Linked DNA regions of Homo sapiens: region 1 is linked to region 2. A link is a contact called in ENCODE Hi-C or POLR2A ChIA-PET data. All regions are on one chromosome and are shown on one strand. Each heading gives the region's core, a stretch centred on a gene start or an enhancer-like site at or near the end of the contact. The rest is flanking DNA. Distances are from core to core; before and after follow the strand shown.

Region 1 (4,327 bases), core at 1,687-4,186, 470 kb after region 2:
GAAACCCTGTCTCTACTAAAACATAAAAATTAGCTGTGCATGGTCGTACGCGCCTGTAATCCCAGCTACTCAGGAGGCTGAGGCAGGAGAAATGCTTGAACCCGGGAGGCGGCGGTTGCAGTGAGCCGAGACTGAGCCACTGCACTCCAACCTGAGCAACACAACGAGACTCTTGTCTCAAAAAAAACCAAAACAAAACAACAAAAAAAAACTATCAAGCCACAGTTAGACATAGAGGAAACTTAAATATCTATTAGGGAAACAAGTAACCTGTAGGAGAATAGATGGACACAAGAGACGTAGCCCTGGGTACCTGGGATAAGATTATTATCTAAAAAGTAAAATCAGGATTATTCTTCATTTTAAATTGGGCATATACGTGTTTCATCACTTTTCTACAAAGCCACAAAAAGCAAAATCAGAAGAACAATTGCCTCCATAAATTCTAGATGTGTTAAAAAGATTATTAAAAATGGTCTCATTTTCATTTAAGACTTGGAGTGGGGACAGCCTTTCCAAGCAAGACACAAAGCTAAGCCGGAGGAGAGTAATGCAGTGTTTCATGTAACACGGATGATGAGGAACCACTGAAGATTCACCAGCAGGGAACTGGCTACACGTACCGTGGTTCTAGAGACAATGCGACGACAATTAAAGAGAATGAGAAGGGCAGAGTTAGGGGATCTGTAAGTGCAGAAATCTGTAAGGCAGAGTTAGAAAGAAAGCTGCCAAATAATTTGTATGGTATGACCTCATTTATGTTAAAAAACAAAATTCTAACTATAGTAGTTTCTACATATGTATATAAATGTAAATAAAAACATTGAAAGAACACACATCAACATTAAGTGTTGAATGAAGAGGAAACCTACTACAATGATGTAAAACAAAAAAAGGTGGTAGGAGAGTTCATATAAACTCAGTTACTAATGTATCAATATTGGTTATCAATTTTAACAAATGTAACATAACACAGCACATAAATAATGGGGAAGGGGGGAAGGCAGGGGTAGTATGTAGGGAGCGCTCTACATACTCTACTTTTTGATCAGTTTTTCTATATACCTAAAGCTATCTTTAAAACATTAAGTCTATGAGGCCAGGGGTTTGAGACCAGCCTGGGCGTGATATGGTGAGACCTTGACTCTACATTAAAAAAAAAAAAAAAAATTAGCCGGGCTTGGTAGCATGCCCCTATGGCCCTAAGCTACTCAGGATGCTGAGGTGGGAGGACTGCTTGAGCCTAGGAAGTTGAGGCTGCAGTGAGCCATGATCGGGTGCCACTGCACTCCAGCCTGGGCCACAGAGCAATACCTTGTCTTAAAAATAAAAAAAAAAGGGCCAGGTACGGTGGCTCACACCTGCGTAATCCCAGAACTTTGGGAGGCCGAGGCGAGTGGATCACAAGGTCAAGAGAGACCATCCTGGCCAACATGGTGAAACCCTGTCTCTACTAAAAATACAAAAATTAAATTTAAAAATAAAGTAAATTAAAATTGCAAAAATTAGCTGAGCATGCTGGGGCGCGCCTGTAGTCCCAGCTACTCGGGAGGCTGACGCAGGAGAATCGCTTGAACCTGGGAGGCGGAGGTTGCAGTGAGCCGAGATCACACCTCTGCCTGGCGACAGAGCGGAACTCCGTCTAAAAAAACCCGAAAAACTGAAGTCTATTAGTTATGGGGTGTGGGGAGCAGGAGGACGAAACAGCATTCATTAGCGCCCTTTGGGAACTAGGGCGCTTCACCACCTCTGCCCACAGGACTGCTAAACAGAAGAACATCAGGCCCAGCACTACTGTCACTGTCATTCAGAATCGAGTGCTGCGTTCACTGAATCTCAGGAGGAAGGAAAGTGGCAAGGGCAGAGGGAGCAGTGTGCAATGGTTTTTACACTTGTTCCCAGCGATTTGCAGAAAAAAGCAGGTGCACCGAGTGATCCTCCACGTCACTTTTCTTTTGCAAGTAGGAACTCAGAAGTTTGCCGATTTCAGTTGATCTTTCTAGAAAAAAAGAGAAACACACAAAATGCAAGTGAGATCAGGCTTTCCCTCTATATTACAATATAGTTTGGACTGAATTTCTCCCGGACTCAAGTCTCACGTTGAATTTTACTTTACTAAATCTCTAGACAGGCTTGGATCTTCTGCGGAAGCCAAAGGAATTTCTCTGAGCAATAACAGCAATCTGCAAACAAGCTGGGATGAAAAATGCTTTAGGAAAAAAGAACTCGGGTAGAAAGTAGAGACTTCAAAGAAAGCATTTATAAAATTTGTGGACTGGGTGGCCAAAGATTAAGGTCAATGCTTCACTTGAAAACTTTTAAATATATGCTATAAAACCCCTGAAAGCGCGAACAGCCATCAAACAAAACACAACACCAGAAAAACCCACAAAAACGAGACATGGATTACAAAAGAGCTGGAGGAGACTTTTGGGGGAGACACCACGGTTTCGCGCGGGTTTACACGTCAGTCATCACCATACCCCGCACTTAAAGACACGCAGCGTGGACCGGGCGCGGTGGCGCGCGCCTATGTTCCCGGCTACCCGGGAGGCTGAGGCGGGAGGATCGCTTGAGCCCGGGAGGTCCAGGCTGCCGTGGGCCGAGATGGCGCCACTGCACTCCAGCCTGGGCGACACAGGGAAAGCCCGTCTTTCAAAATAAAAACCGCACAGTTCACAGCACGCCAGCCGCAGACAACGAAGCGGAGCAAAGAGCCCCTGGGAAGGCAGAGGCACCGAAGGCCGCGGCGCACCCCCCGCCGCGCGCACCCACCCGGGAACCGGAGCAGTTCGGCGCGGTGGCCCGCGGCGCACAGCGCTTCCACCAGCTTGCGGCTCTGCGTGCTCTTCCCGGCGCGGTCCACGCCCTCCAGCACTATGAGAGCCCCGCGCCGGGCCGCCATGACTGTCCACCGCCCGCCGCTGGCGTCTCCACGCAGCCTTCCGGAGCTCCCATTGGCCGGCGTCAACAGCGCGCGCCGTGATTAGCTAGTATTTCCCGGCCTCGGCCAAATTCGAAGGGATTGGCCGGGGCCGGGGCGAGGACGACGCGCGGTGGGACCGACACCCGCGCCTGCGCCCTGGGCCGCGCCGCCACTGGAGCCGTGTCCTGGGCTTCCGGGGCGGAAACTGGGGCCCCGTGTCCCGTGCGGGCCTCCGTCCTCGGGCGAGCAGGGCCCTTCGCTCCGGGAGGGGAGGTGACGCGGCGCGGGCTGGACGGCCGGAGACGCGGGGTCAGGGCGCGGACGAGGGGAGCGCAGGGTCGGAGGGGCTCCCGGACGCTGCCCGCCCAGCGTCGGCTCTCGTTGGCCCCTGGCTGCGCGCAGCGGGCCCGACTCTCAGGGCCCTGCGGTGCCCGCTGCCAGCGTGAGGGCTCCGGTCACGCGGCGCGCGAGACGAACGAGCGAGATGCTTCCCGAAGCGCGGGGCCCAGTGCAGGGGCTCAGCCGGGGCTCCTCCCAAAGCTCACCTGGAGCCCAGCACGACTGCGTTCTGGAAACGCTGTGTTTGACAGCAGGGGCAGGATGGGGGGCTGTGTAGACGCTGGCCACGTGGCAATTGTAGGAGAACCATGGGATCGATAAATGTTCACTGTTGTCCCTGAAGCGCAAAACTGCAGGGCTCTGGAAAGTCCGTGTGTGTGTTTTTGTTGTTTTTGTTTGTTTGAGACAGAGTCTCGCTCTGTCACCCAGGCTGGAGTGCGGTGGCGCGATCTCTGCTCACTGCAACCTCCGCCTCCCGGGTTCAAGCGATTCTCCTGCCTCAGCCTCCCGAGTAGCTGGGACTGCAGGCGGCCGCCACGACGCCCGGCTAATTTTTTGTATTTTTAGTAGAGACGGGGTTTCACCGTGTTAGCCAGGATGGTCTTGATCTGACCTCGTGATCTGCCCGCCTCGGCCTCCCAGAGTGCTGGGATTACAGGCGTGAGCCACCGCGCCTGGCCGAAAAGTCCGTTTTAAAAGATGATGTATACAAATTATAGCACGGAGAGGGAACGGGCAAGTTGTTTCCTCTTTCCATGCCTCCAACTCCTCTGAAATGTGGGTCATGATGATAATAGGAAAAACTGTCTCTGCCATAGAGAGGTGGAAAAAGTCCCGCGAAGTGTCCCCGGTATCTAGAAAGCGCTCAGTAGTGTTTGCTGTTATCTTAGGGATATCAGGCTGCCTGGACATTTCTCAGGTGAGACTTTTTGTTATTTTAGATATCTAAAATACTACTATCTATATGTGCCATATTGTCAGTTGTCAGCTAGACATCACTTTCTCTGCTTAGCAGAAGAAATGGTAGGAACTGCATTTCCCAGAATCATCTGTGTAGCCCTG
Region 2 (4,369 bases), core at 1,800-4,299:
AGTGTTATGGTGGGAGCATCTCTGCAACCCTCCAGGTGCCCAAGGCATGTCAGGAGGGAGGTGGGGGCCGGGATGAGGGCCAGCTTTGAGACAAGAAGGGATGCGTGGGTGAGTGGCTGGTCCCCCTCTCCCAGCTAACCTGAGCCCTGCTGCCGTAGTGCGCGGCTGGAGGCTGCCTGATCGAGCTGGCACAGGAGCTCCTGGTCATCATGGTGGGCAAGCAGGTCATCAACAACATGCAGGAGGTCCTCATCCCGTGAGTCCCCCACTCCTCCCTGGGTGGCATCCAAGGACCGAGGGACCCCAGAGCACCTGGCAGTAGCAGCCTCCAGCCCGGCCCTAGCTGGGAGAAGAGGTGAAGGGAAGGCACCTTGCCTGGGGAGGGGGAGGGGGAGTGTGCCCGGCCGTCTGCCCCGGGCTCTGGGCTGCCCGCCCTGCAGCTGCCCTGTGGCTGGCTGAGGTCTTCTGGGTTGTAGTTGTGGGAGACGCTACCCCTGGGACCAGCTTTGGCTGGGGAGGGGGTCTGGGCTCCTGGACCCAAGGCTGGGGTGATGGCTCTGTCCGTTCAGAGATGCTGCGGCTGGGCCAGAGTATTCCTTGGCATCCCCAGGCCCCAACGCAGCACAAGAGGGAGGAGGAAAAGGAGGTCCCAGGGTTGATCCTCAGACACACGTCTGCCTCAGATGCCCCTGCCAGGGACACCCTGACCACAAGGCTCCCATAGCCAGAGTCCTTCAAAGAGGCTGCCCAGGGCCTCGCCTCCCGCTCAAGGCCAGACTGACCTGAACGCCCTCCCAGCGCCCCCTGAACACCTGATCTGCCCCCAGAAGGCAGCTCCCAAATCAGCACTGACATTTCTGGGCCACCAGGAATAGCAGTTGGGAGATGGTGGCCATGCCACATCCCGAGAGATGGCCCTGCCTCTTGGAACTATTGGTGCTGTGAAACCACAAGACCATAAGGTGCAGGGTGGAGCTCTGTGCCTGGCAGGAGCAGGGCACGGATGAGTGACAGTGTGATAAGGCAACATGCACACATGCCCCTGTGTAGGACGAACCCAACACGTGGGCCTCCACATCTGCTTTCCCTGGGACACCACAGTCGTCCTCGTCCACTCCCTCCCAACCTTGGCAGAGCTCTTGGCACTGCTTTGCAATTCCGGGAGGAGCCCATTACCCCTAAAGCCTTAAGGAACAATGCGGGGGGCTGGGCGGGTGGACTGCCCTCCCACATCTGACCAACAGACACAGACGCTTTCACTGAGTCCGATCTGCAAAGCTGTTGGCTCTCACTGCGTCCACCCCTCAGCCCCAGACCCCATCCCTCCCTGCTGCCCTTCAATTGCAAAGCAACAGGCTTGTCCCGGCCACATCTCCCCCAAGGACTATAGCAGCCACTGAGACCCATGTTGGATCAAAGGCCATTTTCCTGTATTCCCGTCCCCAGGAAGCTAAAGGGCTGGTGGCAGAAGTTCCGGCTTCGCTCCAAGAAGAGGAAGGCGGGAGCTTCTGCAGGGGCTAGCCAGGGGCCCTGGGAGGACGACTATGAGCTTGTGCCCTGTGAGGGTCTGTTTGACGAGTACCTGGAAATGGGTAGGAGCCCGTTAGCAGCTGCGGCAATGGCTGGCGCCGTGGGCAGGGATGGGTGGCCACTCTGCTCAAGGGCCTCCCAGCCTGACATTCCTGTGTCTGCATCTGCCCTGAAATGTGCTGTGGGGGTGGGGTGGGAACAGAGGGTCGGGCCTGTGGAGAATCCAGAAAGGAATTCTTTTCCCCTGAGAGTGCCCAAGAGGGTTGGCTGAGGACAGAGGGGCACCGGCACGGGGAGGAGGCCCCCGCGGCCGTTGCAGAGCTCCCCTGGGGTCCCTGGACCTAGAAAGCATGGGCCAGAGCAAGGGAAGAATTAGGAGAGCAGGCCCTGGGGGCTGACAGAAGTCCTCCAAGGGTGAAGCCACAGTGGGAGGCAGCGGCCTGGAGAGCCAATGTTCCCAGAAATCTCAATGCCCACGCTATTTGCAGACCTACCACTGTCACCTTACCAGGTGGTGGCCAGTGCCAGGGGCTCACTGCCTGCACGGGTGGTGCACTCTGGAGGGTGGGTCTGTATCACCTGTGCCGTCCCTGCAGTGCAGGGTCTGACTCTGAGCTGACAAAAGGGAGAAGGAATCATCAGGCAGTTTGTTTGTTTGTTTTTGTTTTGTTTTTTGAGACGGAGTCTCCCTCTGTCGCCCAGGCTGGAGTGCAGTGGCGCCATCTCGGCTCACTCCAACCTCCACCTCCCAGGTTCAAGCAATTCTCCTGCCTCAGCCTCCCGAGTAGCTGGGATTACAGGCGCCCACCACCACGCCCGGCTAATTTTGTATTTTTAGTAGAGGCGGAGTTTCACCGTGTTGGCCAGGCTGGTCTCGAACTCCTGACCTCAGGTGATCCACCTGCCTCAGCCTCCCAAAGTGCTGGGGATTACAGGCGTGAGAAACTGTGCCCGGCAGGCAGCTCTTAACCTAGCAAGCGGGCATGTGAGCCGGCAGGCCCCGGAGCTCCCCAGCGTAGCCGCGGCATCTGTGGAAAGGGAGCAGGCCAGTTCCCAGGGCGAGGAGTGGACGCCCTGACCCTCCTCCACTGAACCCTGGACCCCAATGATCTCACTAGTAATTCTCGGCGAAGACCCAGAAGCCCCTTCCAAAGAGCCCTCTCCTAACAGCTCCCCTGTGGGGTGACTGGAGAAGCTGGTTGTAAAATCAGGAGCAGGTTTCTGCCCCAACGCCTGCCCTGAGTTAGTTCCTGAGCTCACCGAGCCGGAGAAGGCCCGTGACCAGCCAGAAGCACGGAGCGCAGGGCAGGACAGCCGGCCTGAGGCCGGTCAGGAGAGGCGGCCCTGGCGCTGCGCGGTCCAGGACGAGGGAGACCAGGAGGTGGGGGCGGAATGAGCCGCGATGGGGTGGCGGCACCACGTGGACTGGCCGGTCCTCCGCGGGGGGCGCGTTCCGAGGGCTGAGGGCGGACGGTGGCGGAGAGCCCGGCCGTGACCCCCTCCCCGCAGTGCTGCAGTTCGGCTTCGTCACCATCTTCGTGGCCGCCTGTCCGCTCGCGCCGCTCTTCGCCCTGCTCAACAACTGGGTGGAGATCCGCTTGGACGCGCGCAAGTTCGTCTGCGAGTACCGGCGCCCGGTGGCCGAGCGCGCCCAGGACATCGGCATCTGGTTCCACATCCTGGCGGGCCTCACGCACCTGGCGGTCATCAGCAACGTGAGGCCCGGGCGGGAGCGCGGGGCGGGGCGGGGGCGCGCAGGGGCGGGGGCGGGGGGGGCAGCGGGGGCGCGCAGGGGCGGGCCGGGGGCAGCGGGGGCGCGCAGGGGCGGGGCTGGGGGCATCGGGGGCTCGTAGGGGCGGGGCGGGGGGGCGGCGGGGGCGGGCAGGGGCGGGGGGCAGCGGGGGCGCGCAGGGGCGGGGCGGGGGGGGCAGCGGGGGCGCGCAGGGGCGGAGCGGGGGCGCGCAGGGGCGGGGCGGGGGGGCAGCGGGGGCGCGCAGGGGCGGAGCGGGGGCGCGCAGGGGCGGAGCGGGGGCCGCCTCGCGCTGACCCCTCCGGCGCCCAGGCCTTCCTCCTGGCCTTCTCGTCCGACTTCCTGCCGCGCGCCTACTACCGGTGGACCCGCGCCCACGACCTGCGCGGCTTCCTCAACTTCACGCTGGCGCGAGCCCCGTCCTCCTTCGCCGCCGCGCACAACCGCACGTGCAGGTGAGCCCCGCGCCAGGTGGAGGGGGCCGCGGGCGCACGAGGACGAGGCGGAGCGGGGCTCGGGTGGGGTGGGGGTGCGGCGGTGGGGAGCCGGGAGGGGCGGGCGCCGCCGGGCAAGGCCGGGGGAGGGGGGGAGCTGGGGGCGCCGTGGGCAGGGGCTGGGGGGAGGTTCCCCGCGGTAAGGGACGGAGCTTTGCGGGGCTGGAGGGCAAATCGTGGATTCTAGGTGAATTGCTAGTTGGTCATAGTGTAGCAGGACGAGTCGCAGACAGAACTCCTCAGACACCGGATTAAAGAAGGAAGAGGTTTTTTTATTCGGCCGGGGGCGTCGGCAGACTCGTGTCTTCAGAGCGGAGCTCGCCGAAAAAGAAATTCTTAGCCCTTTGAAGGGCTTACAACTCTAAGGGTCTACGTGAAAGAGTCATAATAGATCAAGTAAGCGTGAGGAACGTGACTGTGGGCTACATACATCAGCTAACGGTACAAAAAGTTTTACGGTGCTTTCTCATACAGCGTCTGGAATTCACACATAACACCAGTAGTTTTGGTCAGGGGTTAATATTATTGTTATTTTAACCGCCAGGGCCAGGTGGTGGCGCCAAGGTCATCTAGCTATTTATCTTCTGTTTCTTTC

Evidence for each region. A loop is a pair of places that touch in the nucleus more often than their neighbours do. ChIA-PET counts read pairs that join two places held with the same protein, here RNA polymerase II (POLR2A). Pooled maps may share reads with other maps.
Region 1: a pooled map shows a loop between it and region 2 (13-fold over the local background). The contact joins the promoter of DTYMK here to the enhancer-like site in region 2. A Hi-C loop is called at or near these places in 7 of 50 pooled maps. POLR2A ChIA-PET finds 5 or more read pairs at or near these places in 3 of 52 experiments (HepG2, PC-9 and activated naive CD4-positive, alpha-beta T cell).

Annotation. Positions count from the first base shown.
Region 1 is chr2:241,683,879-241,688,205 of GRCh38, forward strand. It overlaps DTYMK (deoxythymidylate kinase), which reads right to left and starts at 2,937. Exons shown (of 5, transcript NM_012145.4): 1 at 2,776-2,937; 2 at 1,891-1,999. The coding sequence starts at 2,905. It also overlaps a transcript of ING5 not described here. RefSeq lists silencers at 2,527-2,836, 2,884-3,146, 2,897-3,426.
Region 2 is chr2:241,214,647-241,219,015 of GRCh38, forward strand. It overlaps ANO7 (anoctamin 7), which reads left to right. Exons shown (of 25, transcript NM_001370694.2): 18 at 159-256; 19 at 1,447-1,592; 20 at 3,040-3,245; 21 at 3,593-3,735. Among named protein-coding and RNA genes, the nearest start is that of ANO7, 28 kb to the left of the region's middle. RefSeq lists enhancers at 1,652-2,183, 4,291-4,369 and a silencer at 2,818-2,947. Within about 2 kb of position 3,050, at least 31 of the 41 ENCODE cell types and tissues checked have a DNase peak (open chromatin) inside an H3K27ac peak, as active enhancers do.